Regions from separate parts of the Homo sapiens genome. Here region 2 is linked to region 1. Evidence: read pairs that join two places in POLR2A ChIA-PET (ENCODE). Cell type or tissue: CD4-positive, alpha-beta T cell. All regions are shown on one strand. Links, peaks and the distances in the headings refer to the core of each region. The heading gives the core; the rest is flanking DNA.

Region 1 (15,208 bases), core at 11,209-15,208:
GAGCCCAGCATCCATTAGCTATTCTTCTTGATGCACTTCCTCCTCCACCCCCAATAGTAACATCTTACATTATCCTGGTACATTTGTCAAAACTAAGAAATCAGCCAGGCATGGTGGCTCACGCCTATAATCCCAGCACTTTGGGAGGCTGAGGTGGAAGGATTACTTGAAGCCAGGAGTTTGAGACCAGCCTGGGAAACATAACAAGACCCCATCTCTACAAAATAAAATTTAGAAAATAGCCAGGCGTGGTGGTACATACCTGTAGTCCCAGCTGCTCAGGAGGCTGAGGCAAGAAGACCACTTGGGCCCAGGAGGGCAAGGAGATAAAGTCTCACTGTTGTCCCCCAGGCTGGAGTGCAATGGCGTGATCTCGGCTCACTGCAACCTCCGCCTCCCGGGTTCAAGCGATTTTCTTGCCTCAGTCTCCCAAGTAGCTGGGATTACAGGCATTTGCGACCATGACCGGCTAATTTTTATATTTTTAGTAGAGACAGGGTTTCACTGTGTTGGCCAGGCTGGTTTCGAACTCCTGACCTCAGGTGATCTGCCCGCCTAGGCTTCCCAAAGTGCTGAGATTGCAGGTGTGAGCCACTGCACCCGGCAGGAAAAAAATTTTTTAAAAAACAGACCAACATCAGTACATTACTATTAACTATATTCCAAGTCTTCATTTGGATTTTAGCAGTTTTTTCCACTAATTTTTTTTTTTCTGTTACCGAGGCTTCTTGCAAATGTTCACATCACCAAGGCATGAGGCAATGTGTAACACAGTAGGTTGCTCAGAGTTGGGAATTGAGAACTATATGTAATCCATTCTATGGAAACTTGATAACTCAAGGAGAAGACCTGTAGTAAGCACAGATTCTTTGGTCTGGACTGTTTCAGATTGCTTGGATGAATCATGGGATATTGCACCAAATGTAGAGGATTTCATCGTTCCAGTTTAGATACAGGAGTCTAGTCCCTCTCTACTACTAGAGGGACAATTCCTAAAACCAGTGCATAGAAATAAAATCTAAAATAGAAGATACAGTCTGTTGATACTCCAGTGGTCTTCCTTAGTGGAATAGGAGCATAATGTTCTGATGTGGGAATTGTGTTTCCTGTTAGTCAAGAGTTTTGTGTATGTGTTGTTTTCTTTTGGAATGTCTTTCCATGCAGGCCTTAAAGGTAAAGCTGGAGATGAAAGAGGAAAGAGTCCGATTCCTAGAACAGCAAACCTTATGTAACAATCAAGTAAATGATTTAACAACAGCCCTTAAGGAAATGGAGCAGCTATTAGAAATGTAAGAAGAAGCAAGTGGCCAGATGGCTCCCTCTTGGGCATAAAATCTCAGAGGAAGCTACTTAGGACATCATCTTGGCCATGATCTTCTGGGACTCACCATCTCCAGAATGAAAACAATTTCTACAGTAGACTTAAGGACAGTTTATGCTGAAATGGCAATTCCTCATTTAAGCAAGTTTTCCCAACCTTCAGGTTGGTCAGCCCTCCTGAGCCTCACAGGTGGATAATTGAGGCCTACAAGAGAGGGGAGCCTAGGAGCTTGGATTGACCTTCTAGTCAACCACCTGACTTCAGCACACCATTACAATCGGGAGACTAAACCAACAACCAGAGGATCTAAAATGTCACATTCAGATTTTCAGGAAGAAAATCTTCATTACAGTGGAGCACAAATGTTCCATACAAGACATCATTGAGGAGCCATGCTGTCCCCTTCTAACCTGAAACACATTCTTTCCCATCCTGGTTGGGCTTCTGTACCTCCTTATTAATTTATGAACCTGAAGTTGCTTGAAGTGTTTTGGGCTTAATAAATGGGGTGAAAGTATAGGTAGCAGTAACACCTACATGAAACAATACACCTTGGATCTTTTAATCTAAATTACTTTTCTTTTTTAAGTCTACTTTTAAAATAAATACTTCTGTAAATATTCTGACTGTAACATTGAGGAATGAAAATAGCCTTTTAACCTAGATATGTCAGTTGATCATTATTGAACTAATTTAGTTAACAAGTCCAAGATATTCTGACTTAATCTAGAATATTTTTCTGCTACTCTTTAAGAGTCCTGTGGCTAGTCCCTCTGTCTCCCAAGAGCATTGGCTAGTCTCCTGAGGGTGTTGCCCATTTGTAGCAGTGGTTTCACCAGGTCTGTGGCCACTTGCTGCCCATGTTTTCCCTGCACTCTTTTTTTTTTTTTTTTTCTGAGACACAGTCTCACTCTGTTGCCTAGGCTGGAGTGCAGTGGCGTGATCTCGGCTCACTGCAACCTCCACCTCCCAGGTTTAAGCAGTTCTCCTGCCTCAGCCTCCCAAGTAGCTGGGACTACAGGGGCATGTCACCACGCCTTGCTAATTTTTAGTATTTTTAGTAGAGACAGGGTTTCACCATGTTAGCCAGGATGGTCTCGATCTACTGACCTCATGATCCGCCCGCCTCGACCTCCCAAAGTGCTGGGGTTACAGGTGTGAGCCACTGCACCCGGCCTTTTTTTTTTTTTTTTTTTTTGAGACAGAGTCTTGCTTACTCTATCGCCCAGCACAGTGGTGCGATCTCTGCTCACCACAACCTCCGCTGTCTGGGTTCAAGCAATTCTCCTGAGTAGCTGGGATTACAGGCACCCCACCCCCCACCACCACACCCAGCTAATTTTTGTATTTTTAGTAGAGGCGTGGTTTCACCATGTTGGCCAACTCCTGACCTTAAGTGATCCGCCCGCCTCAGCCTCCCAAAGTGCTGAGGCCAGGCATGAGCCACCACACCCTGCCATTTTTGTATTTTTAGTAGAGTCGGGTGGGGTTTTGCCCAGTTGGCCAGGCTGGCCTCTAACCCCTGACCTCAAGTAAGCCACCCACCTCAGCCTCCCAAAATGCTGGGATTACAGGCGTGAGCCACCACGCCCAGCCCTCCCTGCACTCTTAAGCATGATTATCTGCCTGCTGTTTGCTTTGCACAGCCAATCCTAGGCCTGGTCCAATAGATCCTTTAGTACATGGCCTGAAGTCCATGACAGGCCTCCCCCCGGTTTACCAAAGGCATGGCCAAATTTTTTTCTTAACCAAACTAGGCTGACTTTGGCCATCTCCTGTTCTTTCTGCACCTCCTAATTTCTTCTCCAAACCCTCCCACCCCCACCCTTCAGCATCTTTAAGGCTGCCCAGAGACACTCAGTGAAGCCAGTAACACTCCAACCTGAGCTTAAAGGGCCAAAATTGTTTGCCTTCTCATACAGACATTCACAAAGTTGGTTATGTTTCAAATATTTTGAGCCTATCCACTAAAAACTGGTCTTTGGCAAATTCTCTCAAACTGAGTTCATACCAATAAAACTGGTATGAACAGGCTGGGTGCAGTGGCTCATGCCTGTAATCCTGACACTTCGGGAGGCTGAAGTGGGTGGATCACGATGTCAGGAGTTAGAGATCAGCCTGACCATCATGATGAAACCCTGTCTCTACTAAAAATACAAAAATTAGCTGGGTGTGGTGGCACACACTTGTAGTCCCAGCTACTCGGGAGGCTGAGGCAGGAGAATCTCTTGAACCCAGAAGGCGGAGGTTGCGGTGAGCCGAGATGGCACCATTGCACTCCAGCCTGGGTGACAGAACAAGACTCTGTCTCAAAAAAGAAAAAAGTATGAATAAGTTCATACCAATAATACCTGTCTTGCTGGGTGGTTATAAAAGAGAATTATGTCCAGTACCTAACCCAGTGCCTGGCAAAGGTACTCAAATCCTGGTGGTGATATTATTAAAGTTTAAAACTTATCCTGGCAAAAGATTCCCTTCATAAATTCACCCCAAACTTCTATTCCAGTGCCCCCTTCTCCCCACCCCAAAACACAGTCGCTGATCTTACCATGCCTTTGCAGGCCTCAGTTATTCAACTTCCTTCTGACTTGGGAACTCTCAACTTTGACTCTTAAGTTCAAATTGCAACCATCTTAAAACATAAAGCCAAAACCCCACCCTTATCCCCTCCAGCTACCACATATACTATATTCACAGCCAAATATCTCAAGAAGCTATTTCCTTACCATTTTTCTTTCTCTGCCAATCTGGCTTCAAAGTACACAGAAACACTAATGTGATGTAGCTACAGTAGGCAAATCCATCCAAAGTAGAATATAGATTACCAGGGACTGAGCAGGAGGGGAGGGGAGTTTCTCTTTGGGATGATGACATTCTGGAAATGGAAAGTGGTGGTGGTTGCATAACATTGTGCATATACCTAATGCCACTGAATTGTACACTTTAAAATGGTTGAGGCCGGGTGCGGTGGCTCACACCTGTAATCCCAGCACTTTGGGAGGCCAAGGTGGGTGGATTACCTGAGGTCAGGAGTTTGAGCGGCCTGGCCAACATGGTGAAACCCTGTCTCTACTAAAAATACAAAAATTAGCCGGTTGTGGTGGCGGGTGCCTATAGTCGCAGCTACTTGGGTGGCTGAGGCAGGAGAATCGCTTGAACCCGGGAGGCGGAGGTTGCAGTGAGCCAAGATCGTGCCACTGCACTCCAGCCTGGGTGACAAGAGCAAGACTCCATCTCTAAATAAATAAATAAATAAATAAATAAATAAATAAATAAAATAGTTGAAATGGCAAACTTTAACCAGTTTGTTTTTTTTTTTTAATTTGAGGCTTAAAGTGCACTAACCTTAAGTGTACAGGTTCATAAGTTACTGTTGCTGCTGTGGAAGTGAGCACTACTCTACAAAATCACATCCATTAGTATTGTCCTTTCAAGAATTTCATATAAATGGACTCATAGTATATACTTTTTTTGAGAGAGAGAGAGGGTTTCTGTCATCCAGGCTGGAGTGCAGTGGTGCCATCTTGGCTCACTGCAGCCTGGACCTCCTGGGCTCAAGTGATCCTCCTGCCTCAGCCCCCCAAGTAACTGGGACTACAGGCACACACAACCACACCCAGCTAATTTTTGTATTTTTTGTAGAGATGAGGTCTTGCCATGTTGCCCAAGCTGTTCTCCAACACCTCAGCTCATACGATCCGCCTGCCTCGGCCTCCCAAGGTGCTGGGATTACAGGCTTGAGCCACCAAGCCCAGCTCCCCTTTTTTTTTTTTTAAGAGACGGACCAAGGCCAGAGTATAGCTTTAGGCCAGAAGTTCTTGACCAGCCTGGGCAACATGGTGATACTCCTGACTCAAAAAAAAAAAAAAAAAAAAAAAAAAGACAGCATCTTGCTCTGTTGCCCAGGCCGGAGTTCAGAGGCACAATAATACACAATAATAGCTCACTGTAACCTCGAATTTCTGGGCTCAGCCAACTGAATAGCTAGTACTACAGATGAATGCTACCACCCCTCGCTAATTTTTAAATTTTTGGTAGAGCTGGGGGCTCTCACTATGTTGCCCAGGCTGATCTTGAACTCCTGGCCTCCCAGAGTGCCAGGATTACAGGTTTGAGCCACTGCACCCAGCCGAGAATGTACTCTTGTGTTTGGTTTCTTTAGCTCAACATGTCTCTATAATTTGTATCGTTGAATGTATCAGTATTCTCTGGCTAGTGGACATTTGTTTCTATGTTTAGGCTATTAATAAAAGTGCACTGGTTTCTCTTGGATAGATACCCAAGAATAGAACTGCTGAGTCGGAGGGTAAGCAACTCAGTTTTCCAAAATAAATGTACCTGTTTATACCACCACAACAATGTATGAGAGCTGGAGGTTTAGTCAGTCTTTTTTGAAATATATATTTTGGCCAGACACAGTGGCTCATGCTTGTAATCCCAGCACTTTGGAAGACTGGGGCGGGAGGAGTACTTGAGTTCAGGAGTTCAAGACCAGCCTGGGCAGCATAGCAAGACCTCTTCTCTACCAAAAATTTTTTTAAATAGCCAGACGCGATGGTGCACACCTGTAGTCCCAGCTACTCTGGAGGCTTAGGTGAGGGGATTGCTTGAACCAGGGAGAACGAGGCTGCAGTGAGCTGTGAAAGCTCCACTGTGTTGTTGGTGGGCCGGTTCAGGTTCTTGACTTTGGTGAGCAAAAGAATTTGAGAGCAAATCCAAAGTAAAAGTAGGCAAAGTAGTTTATTGCAAAGTGAAAGTACACTCTTGATAGCTGGGCCAGAGAGGGCTACTTGAGAATGAGACAGCCCCATCCTACACTGGGGAAATTACCTTTATGAGAAGCTTATATAATTATTCATTAAAGGGTGGGAATGAGTGTTGCTGTTAAGCATGTTGTGGAAGGTCTTCTGGATGAGCACACACTATTGCTATACATGCCAGTATATACATTGCATGTCTCATTAGCATTGTAATTCTCCATCCTGGGGTGTGTTTTTACTGTTAAATGAGTATAGGTCAACCTAAAGACACTGACCAAGGGTTTCTGTCCCTGTGCAAGCTCGAGGTTTTTTCCCCTTTTACTCTTTTTCCTCCTTGCAGCAGGATGTTCTGACCACGAGTTCCTGATGCGGTTTGTGCAGCGTTGAGCTGTGCTCTCCATCTGTCTGTTTGGCAAGTATCTTCTTCCCCTTTAAGTGAGGCTGTGACCAACCTACCTGATCTATCTCAACTGCACTCCAGCCTAGGCTACAGAGTGACACCGTGTCTCAAAAGATAGTAATAATTTATATATTTGGGGATAATTTTAGATTTATGGAAAAGTTGCAAAGATAGTCCAGAGAATTCCCATATACCCCTTCCCCAGCTTCCCCTAATGTTAACATCTCACAATACCATGGCACATTTGTCAAAACTAAGAAACCAGCATCAGTAGATCATTATTAACTAAACCCTGGGCTTTATTTGGATTTCATTGGTCTGTCTACTAATGTAGTTTTTCTGTTTTAGGATCTCGTTCAGGATGCCATATTGTATTTTGTCATTAGTTATTATGTCTCCTTAGTCTCCCCTGGTCAATGACAGTTTCTCAATCTGTTTCTGTTTTTCATGACCTTGACAGTTTCAAGGAGTAGCGGTCAGATATTTTGTAGAATATCCCTCAATTTGGATTTGTCTGATTTTTCTTTCTTTTTTTTTTTTTTTTTTTTGATGATTAGACTGTGGTTATGTGTTTTAGGGAAGAATACCACATATGTAAAGTGTACTCAACGCATCATATTGAGAGGTGAAGCCAGCTGGACTTCTGGGTCGGGTGGGGACTTGGAGAACTTTTCTGTCTTACAAGAGGATTTTAAAATGCACCAATCAGTGCTCTGTAGCTAGCTAGAGGTTTGTAAAATGCGCCAATCAGCACCTTGTAAAATGGGCCAATCAGTGCTCTGTAAAATGGACCAATCAGCAGGATCTGGGCGGGGACAAATAAGGGAATAAAAGCTGCCCCCCAGCCCCGCCACCACCCCCCAACCCCAGCCAGCGGTGTCTAGCAGCTCGGCTCCCCATCCAGGTTGTGGAAGCTGTTCCTTTGCTCTTCAGAATAAATCTTGCTGCTGCTCACTCTTTGGTTCCATGCCACCTTTAAGAGCTGTAATACCACGAAGGTCCACAGCTTCATTTTTAAAGTCAGCGACACCAAGAACCCACCAGAAGGAACCAGCTTTGCACACGATATTACAGGTATATAACATCAACTTGACTTGTTGCTAGTGATATTAACTTTGATCACTTGGTTAAGGCAGTGTTAGCCGGGTTTCTCCACTGTAAAGTTACTGTTATACTCCTTCCATACTCTCTTTAGAAGTCATCACTAATTCCAGCCACTCTCAAGGGGAGTAAGAACTATCTACCTGTCTATATTGTTTGGAATTCTTCTGTAAGGAGGATTTCTGCCTTCTCCCTCCCATTTATTTATAACAATATAAACATGTTTGTTTTTTTCTGTTCTTTTTTTTTTTTTTTTTTTTTTTTTTTAAGACAGTCTTGCTCTGTGGCCCAGGCTGGAGTACAGTGTTGCGATCTTGGTTCACTGCCACTTCGCCTCCCAGTTTCAAACGATTCTCCTGCCTCAGCCTCCTGAGTAGCTGGGACTACAGGTGCACACTACCTTGCCTGGCTAATTTTTGTATGTTTGCAAAAATGAGGTCTCATCAAGTTGACCAGGCTGGTCTCAAACTCCTGACCTTAGGTGATCTGCCCACCTTGGCCTTCCAAAGTGCTGGAATTATGGATGTAATTATATACCACACCTGGCCTGTATGAACAAGTTTTTACTTTGTTTTTTCAACTTTTATGTTCAGGGGTGCATGTGCAGGTTCGTTACATAGGTAAACTGCCTGTCACCCAGGTGACGAGCATGGAACCCGATAGGTAGTTTTCTGATCCTCACCCTCCACCCACCCTCCACCCTCAAGTAGGCCCCAGTGTCTGCTGTTGCCTTCTTTGTGTCTGTGTGTACTCAATGTACTCAACTCCCATTTATAGGAGAGAACATGCAGTATTTTATGTTTTTACTTTATACTTTCATTTGTTCGATTTTTACCTTACTTTGTTGCTCAAAGCTTTATTGTTCACCTTTCATATTAAGGTTTATTATCTACCTCTAATCTTTTGTATCATATGAAATCGGAGTCTTGCTCTGTCGCCCAGGCTGGAGTGCAGTGGTGCAATCTCGGCTCACTGCAAGCTCCGCCTCCCGGGTTCACGCCATTCTCCTGCCTCAGCTTCCCAAGTAGCTGGGACTACAGGTGCCCGCCACCACGCCCGACTAATTTTTTGTATTTTTAGTAGAGACGGGGTTTCGTCGTGTTAGCCAGGATGGTCTCGATCTCCTGACCTCGTGATCCGCCCAGCTTGGCCTCCCAAAGTGCTGGGATTACAGGCATGAGCCACCGTGCCCGGCCTTCTTTTGTAATGTTTCTTGTAAGATTTTTGGTATCAGGATTATATTGGCCTCATAAAATGAGTTGAAATAATAAGTTTGGTATTATTTCCTTTTTTTTTTTTTTTTTTTTTTTCCGAGACGGAGTCTCGCTCTGTTGCCCAGGCTGGAGTGCAGTGGCGCAATCTCGGCTCACTGCAAGCTCTGCCTCCCGGGTTCACGGCATTCTCCCGCCTCAGCCTCCCAGTAGCTGGGACCACAGGCGCCCGCCACCACGCCCGGCTACTTTTTTTTTTTTTTTTTTTTTTTGTATTTTTAGTAGAGACGGGGTTTCACCATTCACAGGATGGTCTTGATCTCCTGACCTTGTGATCCGCCCACCTCGGCCTCCCAAAGTGATGGGATTACAGGCTGAGCCACCGGGTATTATTTCTTGTTTATTCTCTCTTAGGTTTATACCCATATTTTTTTTTCTTTTTCTTTTTTTTTTTTTTTGGTTTGAGACGGAGTCTTGCTCTGTCGCCCAGGCTGGAGTGATGTGGCGTGATCTCCACTCACTGCAACCTCTGCCTCCCGGGTTCAAGCGATTCTACTGCCTCAGCCTCCCGTGTAGCTGGGACTATAGTCTCCCGCCACCATGCCCGGCTAATTTTTTGTATTTTTAGTAGAGATGGGGTTTCACTATGTTGGCCAGGCTGGTCTTGAACTCCTGACCTCGTAATCCGCCCGCCTCGGCCTCCCAAAGTGCTGGGATTACAGGCGTGAGCCACCGCGCCCGGCCTATACCCATATTTCTTACTTAAGTATTTGGAAGAATTCATTAGTGAAGTCATTTACGCTTGGAGTTTTCTTCATGGAAAGTTTTTCATTGTGGATTTCAATTTATTTAGTAGATATAGGACTATTCAGATTTTCTGTTATGTCAGTTTGTGTCAGTTTGATTTGTCTATTTCATCTACATTATCAAATGTATTAGCATAAATTGCTCAAAATATCCTTATCTTTTTCATATCTGTAGGATTTGAGAGCTGTCCCCTTTTTAATTCTTGATATCAGACATTTGCAATTTCTCTTTTTTTCTTGATAAGTCTTGCTAGCGGTTTATCAATTTTTAAAATCTTCTTTTTATTTTAGGAGATAGGGTCTTTCTATGTTGCCCAGACTAGACTCCAACCCCTGGGCTCAAGCAATCCTCCTGCATCGGCCACCTGAGTAGCTGGGATTACAGGTATGTACCACAGCACCCAGCTTAATTTTGTTAATCTTTTTATTTTTTGTTTTTAATTTTTTTAGAGACAGGGTTTTGTTCCGTTGCCTAGACTGGAGTACAGTGGCCTGATCATTACACACTGTGACCTCAAACTCCTGGGTTCAAACCATCCTCCTGTCTCAGTCTCTCAAGAAGCTGAGACTACAAGCACAACCCACCACCGCTGGCTAATTTTTAAAATTTTTTGTAGAGACTGGTCTTATTGTGTTGCTCAGGCTGGTCTCGAACTCCTCACCTCAAGTGATCCTACTGCCTCAGCCTCCCAGAATGTTGGAATTACAGGCGTGAGCCACCATGCCTGGCCCACATTACCTCTTAAGATGACTCAAAAGCGCTTCAAACATAATTGTGCCCAAAACAAGCTCAAAGTCTTTCCTCTCAGACCTGATTCTTTTCCAGTGAACCTACACATTTATTGTAGGTTTGAGTTAAGAAAAGTGCCAACAGTGCAACACATAAATAGGCAAAGGACATGATCTGACAGTCCACAGAAAAATAAGGGCTTTCGGTATGAAAAAATCCTCCACCTCATTCATAAGAAGAAAAACTAAGTTGTATCTATACAATGGAATAGTCTTTAAAAAAAGAAAAAAGAGGACGCTCTTAACATAGTGATATGCCAAGATCTCCAAGATACATTGTTAAGTGTAAGAAGAATATATATTCATAATTGCTTGTATTTACATAAAACTGTGGAATATTTAAGAAACTAATAAAGGTGGGCTGGTACAGTGGCTCATGCCTGTAATCCAAGCAGTTTGGGAGGCCAAGGCAGGAGGATTGCTTGAGGCCAGGAATTTGAGACCAGCCTGGGTAACATAGTGAGACCCTCATCTCTACAATATACATACATATATATATATATGTATGTATATGTGTATAGATGTATATATTAGGCCGGTGGCATGTGCCTGTAGTCCCATCTACTTGGCAGGCTGAGGCCAGAGGATTGCTTGAGTCCAGTCATGGCAGTAAGCCATGATTGTGCCACTGTGCTCCAGCCTAGGTGACAGAGATCCTGTCTCAAAAAAAAAAAAAAAAAAATTTAATTTCAACCTGATTTAAAAAAAAAAAAAAGCGGCCGGGCGCGGTGGCTCACGCCTGTAATCCCAGCACTTTGGGAGGCCAAAGTGGGCGGATCACGAGGTCAGGAGATCAAGATCATCCTGGCTAACACGGTGAAACCCCGTCTCTACTAAAAGTACAAAAAATTAGCCAGGCGTGGTGGCAGGCGCCTGTAGTCCCAACTACTCGGGAGACTGATGCAGGAGAATGGTGTGAACCCGGGAGGCGGAGCTGGCAGTGAGCCGAGATGGCGCCACTGCACTCCAGCCTGGGCGACAGAGTGAGACTCCGTCTTAAACAACAACAACAACAAAAAAGCAGTGCTATGATCGGGTGTTAACTTCTCAGTAGTACTTCAAATTATGGTGAGGGGGTGAGTTAGAAGCTGAGGAATGGGTGCAGGGAAGTTGGATGTGGTATGAATGATCTAAAAATGAGAGCAATGTGCCAAGTACTGTGCTGAATCATTAAGTATGCAATCTCTTTTATTCCTCATAGTAGCCTTAAAGTTGGTTGGTATCATTTTCGTTTTAAAGATGATGAAACAGTGACTGAAAAGATCTAAGAAACTTGCCGAAAGTCCCACAGCTATGTAGTGGGATTGCATAGACTCCTGGACTCAGGGTACCAACCTGAGATGAGTTGTTCAAGAGCATTGACTTGGCTGGGTTCCGTGGCTCATGCCTGTAATCCTAGCACTTTGGGAGGCCAAGACAGGAGGATCACATGAGCCCAGGAGTTCAAGATCAGCTTGGGCAACATAGTGAGACTGCCCACCCCCACCCCGGCCCCATCTCTAATTAATTAATTAAATTTTAAAAATAACATTGACACAACATGGAGGAGGAAAATAGAGCAAGTGGAGAGGGGATAGAGACTTAATTCCATCAGCTCCCCTCTTTCCCCTCACCACTCTTCCTTTCCCTGTGTCCCGAACCCGTGTTTCTAAGTCCTGACTGCTATTATTCTGGTGTATTAAATACATACTATTTACTATTTAATACATCTTTTGTTGTTGTTTGTTTTCTCAAATTTTTTGTGGAGACAGGGTCTCCCTATGTTGCACAGGATGGTCTTGGACTCCTGGCCTCGAGCGATCTTCCCACCTAAGCTCCCAAAGTCCTAGGATTACAGGCATGAGCAACCATGCCCAGCCTATTTAATACATCTTATTTAATATATAGTATAATACGTAAATATGTACTATTTAATATTTAACACATATTAAATACAAATGGTCCCCAACTTACAATAGTTCAACTTAAGATTTTTCAACTTTATGATGGTGTGAAAGTGATAGACATTGAATAGAAACTGTACAATATTCAATAAATGATATCTAACACTGTCTTATAAAATATGCTTTGTGTTACATGATTGTGCCGTTATAAGCTATTATAAGTGTTCCAAGTACGTTTAAGGTCCACTAGTCTAAGCTATGATGTTTGGTAGGTTAGGTGTTTTTTTGTTTTCTGTTTTGAGACGGAGTGTCACTCTTGTTGCCCAGGCTGGAGTGCAATGGCGTGATCTCAGCTCACCGCAACCTCCACCTCCCGGGTTCAAGCGATTCTCCTGCCTCAACCTCCTGAGTAGCTGGGATTACAGGCATGCACCACCACGCCCAGCTAATTTTTGTATTTGTAGTAGAGACAGGATTTCTCCATGTTGGCCAGGCTGGTCTAAAACTCTCCGCCTCAGGTGACTCACCCGCCTCGGCCTCCCAAAGTGCTGGGATTACAGGTGTGAGCCATCATGCCCGGCCTAAGTGTATTTTCAAAGTGCATTTTTGACTTACAATATTTTCCATTTATGATGGGTTTATCGAGAAGTAACCCCACTGTAAATCGAGGCGCATCTCCAATCTAGAAGGCAGCTACTCCTTAATAACCCCTTTCCCATAAAACATGAATCTAAATCTACAAACCTTGTTATATAATAAAGCAAGATGTACTCTGTTATGATCAGTGTGCACGTTAGAGCAAGCACTACTTTTCCGATCTTAATTATTCCAGAGATGCTTGACCAATTTACTGGGTACGTGGGCAGTTTTCTGATTGCTGTTTCCACACTCTGCTTTCCCACAGAGAGATTTCCGCAGTTAGGGGCTGCTATTTCAACGCAGGGAGATAAAAAGAAAAAAACACTTGCTCTTCTACCCCGCTAAAAACACTCATCCTAGGGAGCACGCCAGCATTTGCAGCGTTCGGGGCAGGGCCACTCGGCCTGCGGCCGTTGCACTGGCTGGAAGCTGGCAGGCGATCACGGTTGATTGGCTCGGGTGCGGTCCAAGGGCAGCAACGCCTTCGGCGGGCCGCCTAGGGTGATTGGCTGCTGCAGCCCACCCCCTAGCCGGTTTGGTGGGCGGCGAAGCCTGGATTGGTGGAGCTAAGAGCTGGCTCAGTTTCAGCGCTGGCTCTTCGTGCATGGCAGAGATGGCGACTGCGACTCGGCTGCTGGGGTGGCGTGTGGCGAGCTGGAGGCTGCGGCCGCCGCTTGCCGGCTTCGTTTCCCAGCGGGCCCACTCGCTTTTGCCCGTGGACGATGCAATCAATGGGCTAAGCGAGGAGCAGAGGCAGGTGAGGAGACTGACCCCCTTCCTGGCCCCAAGGCCTCCTTCCTGCCTGGTCCCCAAGGCCTCCTTCCTGCCTGGTCCCCATCGGCCCAGCGCCCACCCAGCCTTGGCTTTTGCCCGTGGGCCGTTGGGAGCGCCAGCGCGGGGGCGGGACGCGGGGCCTCCGACCTCGGGTCCAGTCCTCTGACCTCGGCCTCACGTCTGTGGAGTGAAGATTTGAGACCGTGGGACAGTACTGCTGGAAGTAGAGAGGAGGAGTCGAGGCTGGGAGAGCTCCTGAGAGACTGATGGTGTTTTGGTGGAGGATTGGCCAGGCTACCTACCGCTTGTGGCACAAGGGCCCTCAATCTGTATGTAGTTCACTTACACCTGAACAGGCTGAGGTATGCTTCTCACACCTGGGTGGTCATCGTAATCACCAGGGAGTCTTTTTTGTATAAACAGTTTGGGGGTTTTAAAAAGCCACAGTGAGCTCTCCTGTCGCTCTTCAGCCCATTGGGTCAAAACACAAAAGTTGAACAAGTACTTGAAAGAAGTAGTTGGAGGCCAGGCGCCGTGGCTCACACCTGTAATCCTAGCACTTTGGGAGGCCGAGGTGGGAGGATTGTTTGAGCTCAGGGGTTTGAGATCAGCCTAAGCAACATAGCCAGACCCCCATCTCATAAAAAATAGAAAAGAAGACGAAGTAGTATTTACAAATGGAGCAGAACCAGAGTCCTTCCTGAGGTTTCACTTGGAGGCTGGATGGAGTTGGCGGAGGTATGAGCCTCCCAGCAACTCCGTAGTTTATGTTTATAGCCAGCGAGCGCTCAGAGCTTCCGTGAACCACCTCAAGTGGAAAGGGTTCAATCCCTATTCTCAAGCTTTCCTGGCAAGAGGAGTTTCTTTTCTTTTTTCTTTTTTTTTTTTTTTTGAGACGGAGTTTCACTCTTGTTGCCCAGGCTGGAGTGTAATGGCGCGATCTCCGCTCACCACAACGTCCGCCTCCCGGGTTCAAGTGATTCTCCTGCCTCAGCCTCCCAGGTAGCTGGGATTACAGGCATGCACCACCACGCCCGGCTAATTTTGTGTTTTTAGTAGAGACGGAGTTTCTCCATGTTGGTCAGGCTGGTCTCAAACTCCCAACCTCAGGTGATCCTCCTGCCTCGGCCTCCCAAAGTGCTGGGATTACAGGCATGAGCCACCATGCCCAGCCGCCAAGAGGCGTTTCTAATCTCTTTGGGTAATCAGACCCTTTTAGCCAAAGGTTCGGGGGCTTAAAAGAGCCTGACAACTATTGAGATCTGGCAGCTGCCTGGAATGCAGCTGGAGCACAGAGGGTGGGAGGTGGGAAGGTGCTGGGGAAGCTAGGAGAGTCAGCTGGGGTCAGCTCCTGCAGGGCCTAGTAGGCCTGGGTGAGAAGCTTGTGTTTTATTCTAAGTACAGTGGAAACCAATGGAATGATTTTTATGTAAAGTGTGACGTTTTAAAAATTACCATCAAGCTGTCTAGGCTGAAGACCTTAAGAAAGAGGGGTGAAGATCATCTCTGAGGAGGCATAAACTA
Region 2 (6,351 bases), core at 101-4,100, 65 kb after region 1:
AACATAGACCATGTCTCTCGAAAAATTTAAAAATTAGCCCGGCATGTCAGTGCATGCCTATAGTCTCAGTCAGGAGGCTAAGGTAGGAGGATTGCTTGATCCCAAGAGCACGAGGCTGCAGTGAGCCGTGATCATACCACTGCAGCCTGGGTGACAGAGTGAGATCCTGTCTCAGAAAAGAAAAAAAAAGCATCCCTCCTCATCACCTTGGGTAACTGGCCAGCACTGTCCTAGGGCCTCAGTGTCTTGCAGCTGGTGCTTCTTGCTTGCTGAGGAAGGCCACATCATGGGGCCAAGGGTCTGCGGCCAGCTGACCCCTGCTTCAGCCCAGCCCTGGTCCCAGCCTGGAAGCCTCAGTGTTGACCATGTTCCAGGTGGGGCAGCTCTAAGGCCATAGAGGTTCCTGGGAGCCACAGCACCCCCCCGCCCCGCCTCCACTTCTGCATTTTGCTAAGGCATGGTGCATGTGGGCAGGAACATTTTTTCAGAATTTATTGGTGGCACAGACACCACCATGGATTTTTCTAGCTCTGCCTTCAGTGTGGTGTCCACAAGACTCCCTTGAGGCGAGTGGTAGCTTGTCCTTATCTTACAGACAAGAAATTGGTATGGAGATAAGTACCAGGCCCAAGGACTCCCCCTGCCTCACCCTGACTGCTAACACAGAAAACTACCCTGTAACACAGAAGGGAGCACATGTGGCCACATTATCAAAAGATTTTTAAAGGTCTAAGGCCTTTTTTTCCTCTCCTGGTTTAAAGGACATACTTACTGGAAAATATGATTTTAATAGAAAATCCTATCACCAGAAATGTATACCTTTAGGATTATTGGAAGCAAGGAGCAGTGTAGACAAGGCAGAACCTTCACGCAAACTTCTGGTGCAGCAAATGGACAGGTGGTAGCCTGCAGATGCACTGGGGCAATCAGATGTGGAGAGCCTGCCCTGGAGAGCTGGAAGGCTGCAAGGCTTTACCGTTCCTTCCCCTGGCTCATCTGTGTGCTTTTCCTGTTGCTGGGATTGTGGGGTCATCAGTGAGCCCTCTAGTATCACCTCATCCCTCAAGTCCCCTCACCCTTCTGAATTCATCTGATCACTGGTAGCTCCATTCTCCCACTGGTATCTTCTATTTTCCATCACCTGCTCTGTACAGTCCGCCCTCGAGTCAGCTGCTTCCTCCCTTCTAGCCATTCCATGATATGCTCCTTTAATCTCTGAAGGGCCGTGATTAGAAATTTAGGTTTTAGACTCAGAACCACCCATACTGAGTCACATCTTCCCTGAGCCTCTGTTACTTCAGCTGTACAAAGGGAATGTCCACACTAGCTCCCTGCCAGGGTGGCTGTAACAACTAAAGGAGATAATGAATATAAAACACTTAGTGGGCGCTGTCCTCAGTACACTTGGGCTCTAATCATATTCCTCTGCTGCTTCAGAGGCTTGCTGGCTCTCTGCAGGCAGCAAGCACATAGCTGGACCAAGTCTGGCTACTGAGCCAGGTTCCCAGTGGGAAATGGTGGTTGCTGACATCCAAAGCACTTCGGGTCTGCTGTCCGCCCAAGTGACCAGCCTGGTGCCATGGAGCACACATCTAGCTCCAGGCAAGGAGACTACGTGCTGTTTCCCTGCTGTTTTGTGCCCCCAGCTCCTCACCCTTCCAAATGTGTGTTGGCCACACCAGCAGCTGATGGACCAATGTGTCAGACCCTCCCCAGAGTGCCCAGTTATCCCACTGCCTCATGAGGAGAAGGCAGAGGAGGGGAGACTCCATTTCCAGACATTTCAGCATTACCCAGTGGACAAGCACTGTAGTCAGTCCCCAGGTATTGCTAAACACAAGGGTCACCATGGAGACTGGTCAGTGTCTGACAGTTCTGCTTCTCCTTCCTGGAGTGGCCACGACCTGCAGGACGGAGGGAGTTAAGGGTGGCAAGGGGGAGCACACCGAGGGCTCCGCTTCCAGCTGGAAAGACCAGCCTCCGGCACGTCTGGACTCGGAGAGAGCGCTGCCCGCCTCCCTGCCTCCAGACCCGTTGCTGGAGGAAGGGCTAGGACAGGCCTGAGTTTGTGGCGAATCCCCCTTGTCCACTTCCCTGAGGACACACGCTGCAGGAGAGCAGCCTCGAGTCTTTTCTGCCTTCGAGGTCTCAGGAGCTTTTGTCCCCAAGCCCAGAGGACAGGGGTGGCCCTGACTCAGGCGCCCTCTTCCGGGTAGGGGTCCGCGTGCGCCCTCCCAAGCCCGCGCCCCGCAGGGGCGCCCGCCCCTCTCCCCGCCCCCGGCGTGGGCCCGCCCCCGCGCCTGTGTCACTGCGAGGCCGGGGGTGGAGAGCGGCCGGGCGGGACATCCGGCCCGGGTCCCTCGCCGCGCCCGCCGCCCGCCGCCCGCTTCGGCGCCGCAGCCCGGGAGCCGGCCACCCCTACACGCGCCAGGGCTGTCCCCTGCCCTCCCCTCCCCAACTACCCCCGGTCCCAGACCCTCCTCCCGCCCCCAGCCCGAGCCCGCCTTCCAGGCCGCCCTCGGATCGGCCGGGCCCGCGCAGGCCCCCACCCCTTGAGCACCATGTTCCCCCGCCCGCTGACCCCGCTGGCGGCCCCAAATGGCGCCGAGCCCCTGGGCCGGGCGCTGAGGCGGGCCCCTCTGGGCAGGGCCCGGGCGGGGCTGGGTGGGCCGCCCCTGCTGCTGCCGTCCATGCTGATGTTTGCGGTGATCGTGGCCTCCAGCGGGCTGCTGCTCATGATCGAGCGGGGCATCCTGGCCGAGATGAAGCCCCTGCCCCTGCACCCGCCCGGCCGCGAGGGCACAGCCTGGCGCGGGAAAGCCCCCAAGCCTGGGGGCCTGTCCCTCAGGGCTGGGGACGCGGACTTGCAAGTGCGGCAGGACGTCCGGAACAGGACCCTGCGGGCGGTGTGCGGACAGCCAGGCATGCCCCGGGACCCCTGGGACTTGCCGGTGGGGCAGCGGCGCACCCTGCTGCGCCACATCCTCGTAAGTGACCGTTACCGCTTCCTCTACTGCTACGTCCCCAAGGTGGCCTGCTCTAACTGGAAGCGGGTGATGAAGGTGCTGGCAGGCGTCCTGGACAGCGTGGACGTCCGCCTCAAGATGGACCACCGCAGTGACCTGGTGTTCCTGGCCGACCTGCGGCCTGAGGAGATTCGCTACCGCCTGCAGCACTACTTTAAGTTCCTGTTTGTGCGGGAGCCCTTGGAACGCCTCCTCTCTGCCTACCGCAACAAGTTTGGCGAGATCCGAGAGTACCAGCAACGCTATGGGGCTGAGATAGTGAGGCGGTACAGGGCTGGAGCGGGGCCCAGCCCTGCAGGCGACGATGTCACATTCCCCGAGTTCCTGAGATACCTGGTGGATGAGGACCCTGAGCGCATGAATGAGCATTGGATGCCCGTGTACCACCTGTGCCAGCCTTGTGCCGTGCACTATGACTTTGTGGGCTCCTATGAGAGGCTGGAGGCTGATGCAAATCAGGTGCTGGAGTGGGTACGGGCACCACCTCACGTCCGATTTCCAGCTCGCCAGGCCTGGTACCGGCCAGCCAGCCCCGAAAGCCTGCATTACCACTTGTGCAGTGCCCCCCGGGCCCTGCTGCAGGATGTGCTGCCTAAGTATATCCTGGACTTCTCCCTCTTTGCCTACCCACTGCCTAATGTCACCAAGGAGGCGTGTCAGCAGTGACCATGGGTGTGGGGCCAGCAGCTGGTGGGGACTGGTTTCAACGCCAGCTTTCTGTGCTTCTGCCTGTCATTCGGAGAAACTCTGGCTCTGGGGCTTGGGGCTTCTCAGGATCCTGGATGGCAGAGACTGCCCTCAGAAGTTCCTTGTCCAGGGTGGGCACCCACAGTGACTCAGAGGACAGGGCTAGGCAGGAGACCTGCTGCTCCTCATTGGGGGGATCTCTTGGGGGGCAGACACCAGTTTGCCAATGAAGCAACACATCTGATCTAAAGACTGGCTCCAGACCCCGGGCTGCCAGGATTATGCAGTCCACTTGGTCTACCTTAATTTAACCTGTGGCCAAACTCAGAGATGGTACCAGCCAGGGGCAAGCATGACCAGAGCCAGGGACCCTGTGGCTCTGATCCCCCATTTATCCACCCCATGTGCCTCAGGACTAGAGTGAGCAATCATACCTTATAAATGACTTTTGTGCCTTTCTGCTCCAGTCTCAAAATTTCCTACACCTGCCAGTTCTTTACATTTTTCCAAGGAAAGGAAAACGGAAGCAGGGTTCTTGCCTGGTAGCTCCAGGACCCAGCTCTGCAGGCACCCAAAGACCCTCTGTGCCCAGCCTCTTCCTTGAGTTCTCGGAACCTCCTCCCTAATTCTCCCTTCCTTCCCCACAAGGCCTTTGAGGTTGTGACTGTGGCTGGTATATCTGGCTGCCATTTTTCTGATGCATTTATTTAAAATTTGTACTTTTTGATAGAACCCTTGTAAGGGCTTTGTTTTCCTAATAGCTGACTTTTTAATAAAGCAGTTTTATATATAAGGCGAGCATTTCTGTGATTTCCCTTGGAGCTCCTGTGGGCCCAGCAGATCTCCTCGATGTCTGTCTTCCCATGTCAGGGGAGGCAGCCTGTAGATAGAGAAAGTAAGGTATAACTTGGTTGGGCTGGTCCAATGGGCCGTTGCCATTCCATGGAGACTTTGGGGGCTTTCTAATAGGCTATACCAGATCACAGACTCAGATCCTGGGATGTCACCAAAGGGCAAGCCCAGTTAGGAATGGCCTCACGTCCAGAGCATACCTACATGTATTATTCCCTAAAAAAGTAGGTGGGTAGGAGATACGGGATCCTCCTCTTATTCAATAAGAGTTGAATGAGAAGTTCCCCCAGAGCATTTTCTTTCTTTCTTTTTTTTTTTTTTTTTTTTGAGATGAAGTCTCGATCTGTCACCCAGGCTGCAGTGCAGTAGCACCATCTTGGCTCACTGCAACCTCTACCTCCTGGGTTCTAGCGATTGCCTCAGCCTCCCAAGTAGCTGGGATGATTACAGGCACGCACCACCACACCTGGCTAATTTTTGTATTTTTAGTAGAGATGGGGTTTCACCATGTTGGCCAGGCTGGTTTTGAACTCCTAACCTCAGGTGATCTGCCCACCTCGGCCCCTCCAAAGTGCTAGGATTACAGGCGTGAGCTACCACGCCTGGCCCCGGACCATTTTCAAATGAAAAAGAAAATTTTTGTGTGAGCAAGGAGATTTTTTTCTGGCACTACAAGGAAGGCAGGCAAGGAGGTTGAGTGAGGGTCAGGCTCTTGTTGACTTAGGTCCAGAGAAAGTTGTGGAAGGAATACAGTTGGAGCAGCAGAGGACAGACTTCAGTATGGCCCATTGCCCCCACTGCTCTCCAGGGATCCCAGGCCCATCAGGAGTTGCTGGGCCCAAGGGAGAGTTGCAAGGCCAGAGCTGGCCCTTCTCTGTTAGCCCTATTTCACACACCCCCAGTGGGAACTGCTGTACTTTATAGAGACCTGAGGCTATGGTAAGAGGGGGGCCCAAGGAAGGGAGGCAGGGAGGGCCCCCTTGCAGGTGCTACCTGTCGCTAGCTTTGCTATTGATTGGACTTTGTAGAGGAAAACTAACACTATTTCCCATATTTGGGATAGGGGGCTTCTATGGGCACTTATGGCTCTCCACTATGACTCATCAGGCCATGTTGCTTCCAGAAGGCCTTACCTGACCCCCTGTCTGGCTCAGATGTCCTTCTTCAGAGTCCCCTTGGCTCTGGGGACTTTACCTAGACCGATCAAGTCCCAGCCCTATTCCTCACCAGATGCCTATCTCTCAGAGCCTCTGTTTTCTCCAATGTGTCGTGGGAATAAAAACACCTATCTCATGTAGATTGCTAGGAGAGGGGAGGATTAATGAAGACAAAATGAATAAAAGGGCCCATCCCCACACCTGGCTCAGTGGATGTTCTTTTGGATGCTGGTTCAACACCTGACCCCTCAGAGGCCTGTGGGGACAAGGGAGAAGCCAGGACACTGTGTCTGGCCCAGCACTGGGTATCACTGCTACCTCTGGGCAGGGCCCCTTTGACCTCTGGGTTTACTTCCTCTACCAATGAGTCAGTCCTTCTCTGAGCTTCCGACCCCTCAGGACCCCCCTACTGCACCCTCTTTTTCCTCCTTGCCTGGGACTTTAAGCGGCTCCAGACCTACAGCAGCTAATCAGTCCCCCTAACTGGGGCCTGCAGCACGAACCGGAGAACCTGGAGAACACTGGGGCCGGCTGCTGTACTCACCCCATTTAATCCTCACAACAGCCGCGTGCCGGTGGGGTCATCCTGTTTTACAGACATGGAAACTGGCACAGAGAGGATAAATAAC

The links. ChIA-PET counts read pairs that join two places held together with the same protein. Peaks named below come from ENCODE experiments on the same cell type or tissue, not always from the same donor. Only the 100,000 strongest peaks of a DNase experiment are listed, where the experiment ranks them.
Region 2: POLR2A ChIA-PET joins it to region 1 with 5 read pairs; 7 of 35 experiments call an interaction of 5 or more read pairs at or near these places.

What each region holds. Positions count from the first base shown.
Region 1 is chr15:40,392,305-40,407,512 of GRCh38, forward strand. IVD (isovaleryl-CoA dehydrogenase) reads left to right here and starts at 13,491. Exons shown (of 12, transcript NM_002225.5): 1 at 13,491-13,667. The coding sequence starts at 13,524. KNSTRN (kinetochore localized astrin (SPAG5) binding protein) reads left to right here. Exons shown (of 9, transcript NM_033286.4): 9 at 1,165-1,984. The coding sequence ends at 1,293. RefSeq lists enhancers at 6,196-6,265, 11,307-11,406, 14,696-15,195. In CD4-positive, alpha-beta T cell, for the core only: no CTCF peak of the experiment used is centred there; a DNase peak (open chromatin) is centred at 13,417; H3K4me3 peaks cover 1,593 bases; H3K27ac peaks cover 1,232 bases.
Region 2 is chr15:40,468,653-40,475,003 of GRCh38, forward strand. CHST14 (carbohydrate sulfotransferase 14) reads left to right here and starts at 2,332. Exons shown (of 1, transcript NM_130468.4): 1 at 2,332-4,506. The coding sequence starts at 2,562. The coding sequence ends at 3,692. RefSeq lists enhancers at 1,804-1,913, 3,196-4,099 and silencers at 2,204-2,443, 2,494-2,743. In CD4-positive, alpha-beta T cell, for the core only: no CTCF peak of the experiment used is centred there; DNase peaks (open chromatin) are centred at 2,279, 2,679 and 3,169; H3K4me3 peaks cover 1,988 bases; H3K27ac peaks cover 1,325 bases.